Regions from separate parts of the Homo sapiens genome. Here region 1 is linked to region 2. The links are chromatin loops, found by intact Hi-C in ENCODE. Cell type or tissue: heart right ventricle. All regions are shown on one strand.

Region 1 (8,000 bases), 490 kb before region 2:
CAGCCAGCCTGCTCCTGGGAGGGAGGCCGAGGAGGCTGCCTGAGGCTGGGGCGCTGGGGCACTCTCTGCCTCAGCTGTGCAGCTGCAGCTCTGGGCCATCTCTGTCTATTCTCAGACACTCCTAAGCTGTCCCAGAATGCCAGGGCACATAGGCTGCCAAATTGCCCAGGTGGGTCCAATAGTAGTTGATAATGTGGTGCTTGGGAAGGGACCTTTCCTGTCCCCACACGGTGAGGGGCAGGGCTTCTGCTGGGGCAAGAGACCTGAGACTGGAAGCTGAAGTGGGAAGGGCAGAGAGAAGACCCATTAGGGGCAAACAACCCTCAGGGGACACTGGTAGCTTTGCACAGTGTCAGACTGTACTTGTAGATATTGGGGGAAAGAGTAAAATAACTATGATCTGAGAGTGATACTCAGGAACTCTGATGTAAACGTGAGGTGATGATACTCACACCCTGGAGATGGGGCATCTGCTTCTCTTTCTATTTTCCTACTTTTTTTCTGCTGTTTATTCATATTGTTTTGCAAAATAATTATTCTGCATCCAAAAGTCCATGAGACAGCAACTTCTATTTCTTTATGCAAATACGTCAATACCTCTCTGGGAAAAATAAATAAAATAAAAGGTTCTGAGTATTGGGAACCATGCTCTGAAAAGTATCCCAATGATATGATAGGAACAGCATGAGTACCCTGCAGTGACAGCTGATTCACATGGGGGACTCACAGGCATCTCATTTTAAAAATGAACTGACTCTTCTGTAGACCCTGCAGCCTACCCACAACTTGGTGTCCTCACCTCCATCCCTGTCCCCGTGCTGTTGAGCTTGTTCCCTCCAGGTTCAGGGTGGCTGTCTGGTCCAGTCTGACCAAGCCCCCTTCTAGAATAGGCACTGGAATTTGAGAGATTACAGAAATGAGCTTGGGACCTTTAGACTTTTCACCAGATGGAAAATTTGCAAACATGTTTTTCTCTATAACCAGGTTGAGTGATCACACTGTCATTACTAGACTGCCAACTTCATCAAAATATTAATAATTGTCTTAAAAAGCTGATGAAACCAGAATAGTCTGAAAATAGGGATGGAAGATGATTCTCATGGAAAAGAGAAGGCTGAGTGGTCTGAGTGGTTACAATGTGAGCTCCAGTCTTAGAGAGTCCAGGAACTAGAGAGAGACACGGAATGTACACTGATGGAATCGAGAAAATGTCGCAAGTGAATGCAAAGACTAACCCAGAGAGGTTACTTGAGGACCTGCCTTTTCTCCCATAATATGTGCTATGATTCAGTCAAACTAAGCCACAAGATATTCCTTTAATTATCCTGTGCATTCCTCTCTTTGCTCAAATGTTCCCTTTTCCAGGAATAAAATTCCCACAGTACCATTAACCTCCAACATTTCTTGAGGAATTTCTTTGTGACAATGTACTGAAGGCTTGTGCGTCACATCAACTATCTCATTTAATCCTCGTAACCACGTTATGAAGTAGGTGTTAACATGAGCTCTGTCTTGCAGCTGCAGAAATTATGACGTAAAAGCTTAAGTAACTTGCCCAAGGTTAGGTTGGTAATAAGAGGCAGAGCTGGGGTTCCATCTTAGGCAGCCTATTCCTAGATGGTACATCTTTAACATCTATGTGCACCAGTAGAGAGAATGCTGCTGTTCTAAGGATCCTTGAAGGACCAGCTTGAATTCATGAGACTTTCTTCCCCCAGGATAAAGCGCTCCCTTGTTGGTGTCCCCACAGTCCAGGCTGGTGCTGATGCCGTCCTGCCGTCCTGCATCAGAGCCACTCATGCCCGTGTGCGCACTCTTTGTCGGGGTCTGACACCGTTGCATCGTATATCACCTGTGTTGTCATGGTCAGTGCTCAACAAATGCCCCTACTGATTCAAGTATATGAGCAAGTCAAATAAAAAAATAATATGGCCGGGCGCGGTGGCTCAAGCCTGTAATTCCAGCACTTTGTTAGGCCGAGGCGGGCGGATCACAAGGTCAGGAGATTGAGACCTTCCTGGCTAACACGGTGAAACCCTGTCTCTACTAAAAATACAAAAAATTAGCCGGACATGTTGGCGGGCGCCTGTAGTCCCGGTTACTTGGGAGGCTGAGGCAGGAGAATGGCCTGAACCCAGGAGGCAGAGCTTGCAGTGAGCTGAGATCGTGCCACTGCACTCCAGCCTGAGCGACAGAGTGAGACTCCATCTCAAAATAAATAAATAAATAAATAAATAATGTAATAATTTATTAGGCCTCTGCTGTAATAATTTATTAGGCTTCTGCATAAATTATTGCATTTTATCCATACAACATTTATGATTCTTATTTTTCAATGAGGAACCAGACTTAGGAAGATTAATAACTTGCCTGAAGTCACAGAGGTAGAGGGGCAGCGTAAAGATTCAGTTGCCAATTTGTCAGATTCCAAAGCTCTTTTACTGCACCATCTCGCCTTCCAAGCGTGGGAGAGTGGGGAGGGAATTATGTGTCAGTGTTGGGTGAGAATGGCTTGGTAGAACTTGGAGGTGAGCTTCTCATGAACAGGGCTTCCTGGGACCTCTTATCCTGTCTTACATGAGTCACCCCAAATTATTAGAAATCAAAGCATCAGTTGAGGAAAACCACACCAGCCCCCAGAAAGCTAATTGAGCCCCGTAGTCTCAAAGCAAGTCTAGTCACTGCTCTTGAAAAATGCAATTTAGCCATTCCTCCTTACTCCTTACAGCTGATCTCAAACACATGAAATATCATATGTAATTAGAGTCCATGAACATTCGTGTCACTTTGCACAATTAAAACTGTGTTCTGCTATTCCTGGGAAACATATTTTTAGTTTAAGCTGGGGTGTAATGAGATCTCTAAAAATAACACCGTGAAAGGTGAGGCTAAGTGTAGGGGTTGAGTTCACCCCAGTGCCGAGGCTATAAAACATTATTCATGGTCCATTTAAAGCTCTTGAGCCCTGGGCCAACTTTTTTGCTCAGACAGAAGTTTGGTTCATCCTATTTGGACCCAACTCACTTTCCATTGAAATGGCGGTGGCCTGAGTGAGAGGGACTTAGACTAGGCCATTAGAGGAATTTTACAGCAGCTGAGGCAGCTCAGGGCCACTTTCTCTCCGAGGGGCTCTGGTTACACTCAGGCTGAAAGGCTTGGATATCGAGTGTTGAGACCACCCCACAGCTCGCCAGCTTGCTGCCCTCTGGCATGATGGCTCCTTTCAGAATCAAGCTCCCCAGGTTTTGGCAAGCCTATGGCTACAGAAATAACAAATGATCTCCCAGCTTGGCAGTGGGAGGGTTCTGGCATGCCTGTAACCTCAGACACAGAATATGGCACCCAATAGCGTGCGGAAATGGTGATACAAGGCTCGTAACAGATGTGAGAAACTTCAAGATTTCAATAATTCAGGGCTTTGGAGGGGATATGATTTTCTTGGACAGAAAAGTGCCGTATTAAATGCACCACCCACAGTACTTTAAACGCACATACACACTCTCACACCACATGGAACACATCCGCGTGTGTGCCCATTGCCAGGGCTTCTGCTCCCTTGCTTAAGGTAGACCTGACATCAGCAGCAGATGGTCATTATCAAGTTTCTTATCTCATCCTTGTTGCCCCAAAACATAATTTCTCCTGCCCTTGGGGCTGTGCTAATGAGGCTGATGTTACAGGCTGGATTCTGTGGATACTCTAGTTGATTTCACTCTCTTTCCTGATCATGAATGTTGTTTGCTTCCTTGTTCTTCTGGTTCATCTGTTTATTTACATTCAGCTTCCACCAAATACAGATTTGGGGTGAGGTCAGAGATTCCATTCTATTTGCTGATTTATAAATTAATTTCTTTCTTTCGTTCTTTCTTTCTTTCTTTCTTTCTTTCTTTCTTTCTTTCTTTCTTTCTCTCTCTCTCTTTCTTTCTTCTTTCTTTCGTGTGTGTGTGTGTGTGTGTGTGTGTTTGTTAGCTTGTTTTTGATACAGGGTCTCACTCTGTCACCCAGGCTGGAGTGCAGTGGTGCAAACATGGCTCACTGCAGCTTCTGCCTCCTGGGCTCAAGCAACCCTCCTATCTCAGTCTCCTGAGTAGCTAGGACTACAGGTACATGCCACTATGCCTTGCTAATTTTTGTCTTTGTTGTTGTTGTTGTTGTTGTTTTGCCATGTTGCCCAGGCTGGTCTCGAACTCCTGGGCTCAAGCAATCCACCCACCTTGGCCTCCCACAGTGCTGGCCTTACAGGCGTGAGCCACTGTGCCTGGCCACAAATATCATCTTTCTTTAAGTGTAAACATGGTCCAGTACAAGCTAGTCCACTACAGGGAGAAGTGCCCAGACCCAAGTCTTTGTCGTTGATGCTAGCAGGGTTATTTTGGGGAGGTTAGCAGCAGAGACTGAACTAATCCTAATTCTGTGTATGCAGTCTCAGGCCAAAGGACAATACTGAGGACAGACTCTGTGACCTTTGTCATGCACAGGGCACGTGACCACACTTACAGTGCCTTGTTCAGAGGCAGGCAAGAGCCATTTTAAATTTTTGTTGTAACTTGAGTAAATGTAAAAAATTATTGTTATCATTATTATTTTGCTGTGCTAAGAGAATTGGGTAGTCCTTCTTGGAACTGAAGTGACCGACCACATATTTGGAAATGTGTGACTATTTGCTTCATCTTTCATTCCTAGGCTAAAATAGACTGTCTTCCCTTCCCTACCTAATTAGAGAAGTCATTCCCTAGTCACTGAATCCTTGACTTTAAAGGCAGCAGAGCATTTTTAGATGATCAAGTACATCTTCACCAATTTTATAATTGAGATCAAAACCCTGGTTGGAGAAATGACTTACTCAACATCTCCTGAGATTCAGTTCAGATTTGGAGATACTTAAAGACACAAGTTAACATTTCTTGAACCTTTCCTTTCAATTCCATCAAATAAGACCTGCCCTATATAGACTTTCAGTAGTTTATCTCTAGTGGTTTTTTTTTTTTTGTACCCCTTTCCTCCCTGGACAGCTCACTGAGTATACTCTACTCTCTTTCTTTCTCAACAGGCCCTTATCTAAAACAGTTATTAGGAAAGGACCAGACAAATGTACTCACATTCTGGCACAAATGACTGATCATAGTTGCTTCCTAATTTGTGTGTCTCATGGGGATTAGATTGTACTGAAAAGTGTTAAAATCTAGTGACAGAATTCACGGCAGCCTCAGGCCAATGGTAGGCATTTTGGGGAGGCGGTGGCTAAAATTACACCATGGCTTGGAAATTAGAAGGTCTGACTTAGACCTGTTGAAGACTTGTGGGATGCAAGATCTGGTAGAGGCCGTTAACTCGTGCAGTTTGCTAATAGGTGAGGAAAGTGAAATCCAGGGGAAGGAAACTGAAGTTTTCCCATGGGCAAGCAGCTGGTTAGTTAAGGGCAGGGCAGAGATGGGTCTCTAGGATTTACATTTAAAAAGTGGGCTTAACAAAATGATTTACCATTTGGCTGTTCATTTATTCATTCTTTTAAGAAATATATTTTTGTATGCCTACTCTATGTCCAGCAGGGTTTGGCATTAAATGATGAACAAAGAGACACTGGTCATGCCCTGTTGGGGCTTATAATCAATGGGGTGGTGACACAGAGGAAGAAAGACACACTCACCAGAAATAGATAATTACAAATTGTGATAAGCCCCTGTCTTGCTGAACTTATCACCAACATTTGACACAGTTGATTAGTCCCTCCCTCTTGAGATGCTTTATTTAGCTCTTGTGACACCACTCTCTTGATTTTCCTCCCACAGAGCAGGCTTCTCCTTGTCCTGCTTTTTAGCTGTTTCATTCTCATATCCTTAGCTTCTAAATATTGGAATGCCCCAGAAGCCACCCCAGTCTTCTCCTGTGAACTCCTAATTTGTATATCAAGCTGTATACTTGACTTCTCTACTAGGCTGTCTAACAGATACATGTTACATAACACATTCAGAATCACACTCCTCTTTTCCCATTCTCATCTCCAACCTTCTCCTCCCCCAGCCTGTTCATCTTAGGAAATATAAATGTACTCTTTCAGTGACTCATATCAAAATCTTGGAGTCATCTTTGATTATTTTCTTTCTCTGATACTCCATTTCCAGTACATATCTATAAGTCCTGTAGCTCTTACCTTCAAAATAGATCCAGAACACAACCATTTGTCAACCACTTTATAACCTCTATCACTCTGGTCCAAGATATCATCACTTCTCACCAGGAGTATTGGAAAAACCTGACTAATCTTCCTCTATTTGCACCAGCCTGAGTGGCCCCTTCCAAATGTTAGTTGGATTATTTTGCTGAAAACACTCATCTCACTCAGAATAGAAGCTCAAGTCCTGGCAGTGGCTGGCAAGACCCTACGAGACCCAGACCCCTGCCATCTGTTTCCAACTCCCATCACTCCCTCCCTCCCTCACTGGTCTTCCCGCTTTTCCTCAACCCTGTGGAGTCCACTTAGGCTCAGGGTCTTCTCGCTCACTGCTTCTTCCACAAACGCCCACACAGCTTGTTCCCACTCTCCCTGAAGGTCTCTGCTCATCCATTATGCTCTCAGTGTGGCCTTTTGAGTCCTCCCGTGAAATGACATTCCACCCAGGAATGCCCATCTCGCCTCGCTTTATTTGCTTTATTTTTCTTAGCACATTTCATCATGTAACATTGTCTGTATTTATTGGTTTGTTTCTTCCTTGTCTGCCTTACTCCCAGCCAGAATGTAGACTCCAGATACGCAGGAATTTTTGTCTGCTTCCTTCTCCTTGTGCCTAGAACAGTGCTCAGTAAATATTTGTTAAATGAATGAATGAACTGAAGCTGAGATCTGAAAAGTCTCAGTTAAAAGGCTAGTGGGAGCTGTCTGTAGAGAACCACCCCAGCAGAAATTACTATAGGTATAAAGAAAATAAGGGATAAAGCTGGGCCCTGAGAACCTAAAAAGAAGGGAGACAAATGGCCTGAAAGGAAGCAGAAGTTGGCAGAGACCGGCTTGTGCGGAATCTTGGAGCCATGATGGGGACTTTGGGTTTGAGCCTGGGTGAGAAGGAAGGCTATAGACAGGCTTTAAGCAGGGAGTCCTTTTAATGTGGAAGTTCCCATAGGTGCAACATCACAGTTCTTGACCTCAAGAAAATCAATGTCTATGAGGGGAGCCCACACAAACACACAGTTAACAGCATGAAGTGCCTGGCTGACCTGGGAATATATCCCTCTTCCTTGAGGGCGAGGAGAGGAATCAGAAATATTTTCTAGAGGTTTTAATATTTTCAAAGACATTATGTAAGAAAACAGTTTTAGGCTCATTGCAAAATTGTGAAGGTGGTTCAGAGAATTCTCATATACCTGCTTCCCCTACACATGCACAGTTCCCCTATTATCAACATCCTCCATGAGAATGGTGCATTTGTTACAAGTGATGAACCTACATTGATTCATCATTATTACCCAAAGTCCATAGCTTACACTGGGGTTCACGCTTGGTGTTGTACTATTTGGTGGGTTTAGACAAATGTATAATGGCATGTGTCTACCTTTATAGTATCATACAGAGTAGTTTCACTGTCCTAAGATTCCTCTGTGCTCTGCCTATTCATCCCTCCCTCCCCTATTGGCTGCCACTTATCTTTTACTGTCCCCGTAGTTTTCCCTTTTTGAGATTGTCATATAGGTGGACTCACATAATATATAATCCGTTTAGATTGACTTCTTTCATTTAGTAATATGCACTTAAATTTTCTCCATGTCTTTTCATGGCTTGAGAGCTCATTTCCTTTTAGCACTGAATAATATTCCATTTTTCTCCTATACCACAATTTATTTACTTATTCACCTGCAGAAATGGCATCTTAGTTGCTTCCAAGTTTTGTCAGTTATGAATAAAACTGTTATAAGCATCCATGTGCAGGTCCAACTTATGGGTGAATATAAGTTTTCATCTCCTTGGGGTAAATACTAAGGAGCATTATTGCTGGATCGTACAGTAA
Region 2 (8,000 bases):
TAATAAATCATCTTCTATAGAAGCAGAAGCTTCAATAGAAGCAGCCTTCTATCGTGCTGATGACCTGGCCTCCCTCTACAAATCTCTTATTTGTCCTGGTTTTAGGGACAAAATGCCCTTCTGGTCTTTACATATGGGTTTACAGAATAGATGCACATCTATAAATAAGCCAACTATTTTATGTAACTTCTCCCTCAACTTGCTTCTTGGAGATAAGTGGATTATAACTCTTTTTGCAGAACTTTGGATAAATACCAAGGAAGAGGGGACATTTCAAAGCATATATTTTAAGAGCTTTTCAGTTAAATAAGATAGCAAAGAAGATTTCATTTCCTCATCAAAGAAGCTGCTCCTGTATACCTAGTGTTATTATAAATCAGAATGAACACACATTGTTACCTAGAATTACACAAGCCATGTAAACATGTCAGCTATCTCTGCATTTCTGTAATGCTTCTAATATTTAGAACATTTTCATGATCTACAACTTAAGGAGCTGACTTCTCTACACTTAATTTTATTTCTGGAAAAGCAAGCATGGCTTAGATTTAGACTAATCATAAACTGAAGGCTTAAGAAGAATATAATTTTTATCTCTGTATGAGGATAGAAGAATCTACTGTATGTGTTTCTTGGGGAATTAGGGGGCGGCTACAAATGTGTTTGAATGAACTATCTCAAAAGCAATCAGAGAGCAGCACATAAGTAAGTGTGCCACAATAAGAGTAAGAAGCAAAAGTAAGGAGAGTTGGGAGCTTCGGTTCCTGGGTTTTGTCACCATCCACCGTCTTCACTCCTTTCTGTCATTTCTTTTAGCTTTTGGGTTGAATGTCAGTTATCTAGGATATCTTCCCTAACTAACCCTGCCCCATGGTGATTGCTCTCTTCCACTTCTGTTTAGGACTTATTAAAGCTTTGGTACTGGATTGTCACATACTTGTTCAATGGATATTTTTCCACCAGTTGTTTTGGCTAGTTAATGGTGGTGACTGTTTTGGAGTGGTGGTAATGATGATGTTTTTCTGATCAATGAGAATTTAGGAGAAAACAACCCCAAAACTCCTTGTGAGTAGGAACCTTGTGGCCTATTTCTCTTGCCACTCTTTTCTTTTCTCTTCATCATCCTTCATGTTTAATATTTAATAGGTATAAAACAAGGAACAGGTCACTGGGTAAACACATTACCTGCCAGGAATATGTTCCAAAATCTTTCTCTAAGTCTTTGCTACTCAATGAGTGGTCTGTGGACCAATAACATGGACATTACCTAAGGAGCTTCTTAAATCTGCAGGATCTGAGGCCCCACCCCAGGACCGAACTAAAAGTTATATTATTAGGAAATTCCTGGGTGATTCATATGCACATTACAATTGGGGAAGCACTGGTTTAAAAGACACTCATCTTTCATCTCCACTTCTAGCACCTACTTAAATATACCACTTCATTGATGATTACCCATAGTATCTTGAATTATTACACAACTTTTCATCACTGTGGGCTTTGTAAACTCATGCAGAACTTAGTGTATTTCATACACTTTATGCTGTTGTGGGCCATTCCATACTGCTTCATGTATGCTCATCTTATATCCTCAAGCTGACTGTAAGTTCCTTGAAAGCAGTTTTTATTTTTTGTGTCTCTGAATCTTGTTGGTGCTATGTCCATTGCAATACTCACTAATTATTAATAGCTAATATTTGAGAACTATGTGTTAGATATTTTATGATGTACTTCCATGCATTATCTCATTGGATACTCAAAATAACTCTGTACAGTTGTTACTGTTCTTTCTTCATAGTATAATGATAAAATAGTGCTTTAGGGAAGGTAGTATATCTTTGAGCTGGGACTCAAATCCATGTCCATTTGACTCAGGAGCCTGACCTTTTAGCCACTGTGTGGTACTGCTCACAGAATGTTGGTAAGGAAACAAAACTATGCTTCTGGAGGTGAACAAATATGTTTTGTGTTAACCTGATACATTGGAAACAAGAGCTGCTTTCTTCTGGCCTAGATGTTATCCTGATAAAAATAGCTCTGAAATAAGGAAAAGCAATCTTTCTCCTCTACCATCTCCACAGTCTTTTCCACATCCCTCTTGTCTCAAGCTTCTCTCTCTTTCTGTATGTATTAACCCTCTTCTCCCATCTTCTCTCTCTTTTCAGTGAAGACCCTCGTCCACGTCCAATCCTTGCTAGATGGTCTTATCAGTGGTCCTCCTGATGTCTCAGCCCTCTGAGGAAAGCATCTGGACCTGGCCTGGCCGAGGGGCACTGCATGAGGAGCTTTTTCAGGTCACAGGCTGTCTGGGCTTTCTCCGCCTGAGTGGATGTGTTTGCAAAGTGGATGAGTGACCTTTCATTCCTGGACACCCAGAGGGCCAATCAGTCTGTTCTTGCTCCACTGAGAAAACTGAATAAAGTGCTTGCCACTTGAAATGAGAGTAAGGCATAAATAACTATAAAAATAAGCAAGCCCCAACCCCCTCAAAGCTCAAACACAGTTGAAGCACTTTGTGTTTTAAGGCACCCTGAGTCTGGCAGATGAAGAAGCCTTTTCTCGTGTTTCCTCCTGCAATGTGAAAAATCACTTCACTGGAAAAGATCTCTGCCAGGCCAGAAAGCCTGTGCACCCCAGCCGCATGCTGCACCCCCGTCATGTTCTCTTCTCTCAGAAGTGCTGGGACCATCGTTTCCACTCGGGTGGCTGGCAGGATGCTTATGTAATCATCACCTGCCAGGAGCCACTGATATACACACTTGTCCTGGACAACCATGCTACCCTGACAGACGTGATTGTGAGGCCACAGGACAGCTTTGTCAGAATAGATCCTGTAGGAAACACAAACTCCAAAATGAGAAAGACAATGATCTTGGAGAACTCCCAATGGGAGAGGCTGTTCTTTGGGGGCTCTGCCACCCAGCAGTCCCCCCAAGTAAGCGCTAATGCTGCAGCAAAGTGTAAGCAACCACTACTTTTGCATTTAAAGGCTAGTAAGTCAGACCCTGTATATATGACCATAATAAACAATTTCTGTAATTTTGGTAACTTTGCATCAGATAATCTTCCTTAAATCTGCTTGAGAAGTAATTAGAATTAGGAATCGGGGAATCTAGATGGACCACGCAGCTCTGGAATTCACTATCTTTTCAGCCTTGGGTAGATCACTGCCTTTACCTTTCTGAGAGTTTCCATGTCCTCATATGGCAGGTTGGAGTCGTTTCACTGGCTTCTTGGGCAGCTTTAAATGCTAACATTTTTGAATTCCAGTGATTCCCAACTTCAGGCTACTGCTTCTCAAGCCCATTTTGTCCACCCCGTCCTCAGGAGAGAAAGAAAAGACTACAGTCTATAGCTTATATCACAACCTTCCTTCTGCATCTGCCTACACATACGAATTCACCAGTGACAACTAAATACATACAGTTAGCAACCTTTGCAAGCTTACTGGGCCCAAGTCAAGGTATTTATTCAAAACCTCATATAGGTCCATGTAATCGTTCATTCACATTGGGCTATATCACTCCCCTCTTGTGAATAAGGAAGGAAATTAATTTTAAAATAATAATAAAACCTTTCAGGAAGAAATTGACTTTGTACTCCAGCCACTGACCTAAGTGTTGAAATTCAATTAAATTGGAAAAGATCACAATTAAGATGCAATTTAATTATTTTTCATTTTATGTAAATGAGATTCCCGATCACAATGAATTAGAAATCTTAGTTTAAGCAGTTCATCAGTTGCCTATCTAAGTACGGTTTTGTTACTTCTTTGCTAAATTCCTAATCTCACAAGCCAAATGGAAGAAATGTTTCTGGAAATTTAAAGACTAAAATAATCATGCCACCCAACTTTTTCCAAGAATGCCTTAGGTAGATTGCTATACCAATTGTTTTCTAACTTGGAGCTAATTTTATTTCAAAGTTTACATGCAGCCAACAGAACTTCCTAAAAAAAAGACCACTCTTATTTAAATGCCTGGGAGAGTTCTAAAGTGATATAAAAGACATTTCTACATCTTATAGAAATTAATCCTTGTAGAAGTCTGCCCTCATGTAGCCCATTTTATGCTCTATGAAACATATATTTTTATCAACAACTCAAGACAAAGAAGCAGTAGTCATTATTTCTATAGAAAAAAAGATTAATTTGCAAATATCTATTGAGAATTCCATTTAGAATTAGTGAATTTATTTAAAAGCAAAATCACAAAGACCTGGTGATCTATTACTGCTGTTGCCATCAGAATGTTGGATAACAAACCACCCCAAATCTTAGTGGCTTTCAATAACAAGCCTTTATTCTCAGACTCATAGGTTTGCAGGTGTATTGTGCTTCAGCTGATGGAGGTTGAATGTGGCCAGTTAGCCCTGCTTCATGCTTCAGCCATGCTGTAGGCATGGCTCCAGGCTGGAGACTAGGTCCGGTGTGTTCCATATGTATTTATGTGTGCGGAAGCTGAAGGTGCAGTAGCCACCAGGCCATGTCCTTCTCGTGGCAAATCGCCTAAAAACACAGGTCAAAACAAACTGCATAAGCACATTTCAGGTCTCTGCTAATATTCCATTGGTCAAAGCAAGTCACACAGATGGTCCAAGATGGGTCCAAGGATGGGAAAATAAACTCTATCCTTAGTAGGAAGGGAGAGAATTTTCACTAAACAAACCTAAACTATTTTAAACATCTTTAGCTCAGATGTTTAAAAGCCCAAATATAAGAGCTTGTATATCTCTGATTCTAGTAGGACACTTTTTCTATTTTGTACTGTGTTTATTAAAAATCAGTAGTATATAATGATATTTAAGTAAAGTAACTACTTCTCCAGCAGTTTCTTTTCATTTAGGGCTTTCTTCTTAAAGCTGTTTGCTTCATTTTCTAGTGGATATGGTTAATATTTTAATAAGGAATAGGTAAGTGGAATATTTATTTCAACTCAGTGTTAGGCTTAGTTACAGATATCCCAAGATGGCTGTGAGATCTCTAATCAGCTTGGTGTCAAAAACTCTTGTACATGATTTTTCTTATCTATGAATGACTTTTTTTTTTTCATCAGGGAAGTAAGCATTTTACTCTTTTAGGATTGGAGGGATCATTTGCTGAATACACTTATTTTCTTCTCTGATTGTTCTGTTCTCTTTCCCTTTGCTCTTTGGACACCCTCCCCACAAAACATCAGCGGAAAGAAAGCTTACAATCATATATCAGCAACAGAAAAAATCAGCACAACAAGCCCGACTCCAGGCTGCATGTTTGGCTTTACCTAACTTCCTTTTTTTTGTTGTTGTTTTGAGACAGACTCTCGCTCTGTCGCCCAGGCTGGAGTGCAATGACATGATCTTGGCTCACTGCAATGTCTGCCTCCCAGGTTCAAGTGATTTTCATGCCTCAGCCTCCCTAGTAGCTGGGATTACAGGTGTGCGCCACCACGCCTGGGTAATTTTTGTATTTTTAGTAGAGACAGATTTCACCATGTTGGCCAGGATGGTCTTGATCTCTTGACCTCATGATCCGCCAGCCTCGGCCTCCCAAAGTACTGGGATTACAGGCATGAGCCACTCTCCTCGTCCTCTAACTTCCTTTGGAAGAGAAAATGTTCTTTTGCCTAATGGGAATACAGTTGTTTGCTGACTATTTCTGTTTACTAGGTCCTGTAGAGCAGTTTCTCAATCTTGGCACTAATGACATTTTGGGCCAGATAACTCTTTTTCGTCAGGGGCTATCTATGCGTTGTAGAGTGCTGTGCGGCATCCCTGGCCCCTGCTCACTACATCCAGTAACACCCTCAGTTGTGACAAGCAAACATGGCTTCAGTCATTGACAAATGCCCCTTGGGATAAAAACTGTCCCTGAACCACACTTTATTTAAGTTCAGGGGTACATGTGCAGGTTTGTTATATTGGTAAACTTGTGTCATGAGGGTTTATTGTATAGATTATTTCATCACCCAGGTATTAAGCCTAGTACCCATTAGATATTCTTCCTGATTCTCTCCCTCCACCCTCCAAAAGGCCACAGTGTGTGTTGTTCCCCTCTGTGTGTCCATGTGTTCTCATTATTTAGTTCCCACTTATAAATGAGAACATGAGGCATTTGGCTTTCTGCTCCTGCATTAGTTTGTTAAGGATAATGGCCTCCAGCTCCATCCATGTCCCTGTGAAGGACATGATCTTACTCTTTTTTTATGCTGCAGAGTATTCCATGGTGTATATGTATCATATTTTCTTTATCCAGTCTATCATTGATGGGCATTTAGGTTGATTCAATGTCTTTGCTGTTGTGAATAGTGCTGCAGTGAACACACATGGGGCACTTTCAATTAACAACAGGAACCTAACTAAACCCAACTAAAGGATATTATAATATAAATTATTTTTAACTGAAATGTATTTCTTCTCATTAAACAGTTTTGGAATATATATAAAGGATAATCCTGCCACCCAGGAGGACTCCTGAAATTGATTATTCTAAGTCATGGTCGCTCATGAGACAGTTACACCCACTCTGTGCCAGGCATGTTCTGTGTGCTTTATGTACTCAGTTAATCCTTCTAATCATATGAGCTAGCTACTATTAATATTATCATTTTACTTGTAAGAAAACTGAGACATAGAGGGGGTAGGTAACAGAGCTGAGGCCCCTCAGCAAGAAGGATTGGAGCTAGGACTAGGGCTGATGTGTTTCCGGAAGGAGGCCCTGCCCTCTGCATTCCACTGGGTCACATGTGGTGTGAGAGTTTAAGATTCTCCTTGGAACCTTTGGCACATTCTGTATACAAACAATTGCAGAGAGGAGTTGAATAAGGCTCCCTTTGGAAGGAAGCATAGTGATATTCTATCTGGTAGAATCTGCCACATCTTACCTTAATATTCCCACTTTAAGCACCAGCCTGGGACACCTGGTGCCATTTCCCAAAGGGTCACTGTGTAGGCAAAGTAAAGAGATGCCCCAAGAAAGTGATTTGAGGAATTCCAAATCCTTTGTGAACTAAAATATCTACTCCTGTCCTACCATAAGGACCGAACCTCTTACCCATTACAACTATGTGTCTTCAAGAGTACCCATGATTGGACTGGGGTAGTGGTGTGTGCTGAGGGATGGCTGCTTGCCTGGAAGATGATGAGTGTGCTGCTCTTTATGGTGGTGAGAGACAGAACTAGCTGGATTTCCTAGGCCGACTAAGAATCCCTAAGCCTAACTGGGAAGGTGACCACTTCCACCTTTAAACACGGGGCTTGCAACTTAGCTCACATCCGACCAGTCAGATAGTAAAGAGAGCTCACTAAAATGCTAATTAGGCAAAAACAGGAGGTAAAGAAATAGCCGATCATCTATTGCCTGAGAGCACAGCAGGAGGGAAAATGATCGGGATATAAACCCAGGCATTCGAGCCAGCAAAGGCTACCCCTTTTGGGTCCCCTCCCTTTGTATCGGAGCTCCGTTTTCACTCTATTAAATCTTGCAACTGCACTCTCTTTTGGTCTGTGCTTGTTACTGCTCAAGCTGAGCTTTCGCTCGCTGTCCACCACTGCTGTTTGCCGCTGTCACAGACCCGCCACTGACTTCCATCCCTCCAGATCAGGCAGGGTGTCTGCTGCGCTCCTGATCCAGTGAGTCGCCTATGCCACTCCCTATTCAGCTAAAGGCTTGCCCTTCCTGCACGGCTAAGTGCCCAGGTTCATCCTAATCAAACTGAACACTAGTCACTGGGTTCCACCGTTCTCTTCCGTGACCCGCAGCTTCTAATAGAGCTATAACACTCACCGCATGGCCCAAGATTCCATTCTTTGGAATCTGTCAGGCCAAGAACCCCAGGTCAGAGAACACGAGGCTTGCCACCATCTTGGAAGTGGCCCTCCACCATTTTGGAAGCGGCCCGCCACCATCTTGGGAGCTCTGGGAGCAAGGACCCCCGGTAACAGTGGCACAAAGCAAGCATCATCACTAGGCCCCTCCGCAACCTGGTGGTGTCCATCTGCATCATGTTCATCAACAAAAGGAT

Evidence for each region. Peaks named below come from ENCODE experiments on the same cell type or tissue, not always from the same donor. Only the 100,000 strongest peaks of a DNase experiment are listed, where the experiment ranks them.
Region 1: it touches region 2 in a loop (2.8-fold over the local background); 2 of 110 quality-filtered maps call a loop at or near these places.

What each region holds. Positions count from the first base shown.
Region 1 is chr1:222,035,641-222,043,640 of GRCh38, reverse strand. LINC01705 (long intergenic non-protein coding RNA 1705) reads left to right here. Exons shown (of 3, transcript XR_001738485.2): 3 at 1,719-1,937. Among named protein-coding and RNA genes, the nearest start is that of LINC01705, 20 kb to the left of the region's middle. In heart right ventricle, no CTCF peak of the experiment used is centred here; a DNase peak (open chromatin) is centred at 3,280; H3K27ac peaks cover 2,400 bases.
Region 2 is chr1:221,550,594-221,558,593 of GRCh38, reverse strand. LOC107985462 (a long non-coding RNA gene) reads right to left here. Exons shown (of 2, transcript XR_001737823.1): 2 at 4,280-4,507. LOC105372937 (a long non-coding RNA gene) reads left to right here. Exons shown (of 3, transcript XR_922623.3): 3 at 2,166-3,048. It also overlaps the pseudogene LOC100132179. Among named protein-coding and RNA genes, the nearest start is that of DUSP10, 190 kb to the left of the region's middle. RefSeq lists an enhancer at 2,750-3,250. In heart right ventricle, no CTCF peak of the experiment used is centred here; no DNase peak of the experiment used is centred here.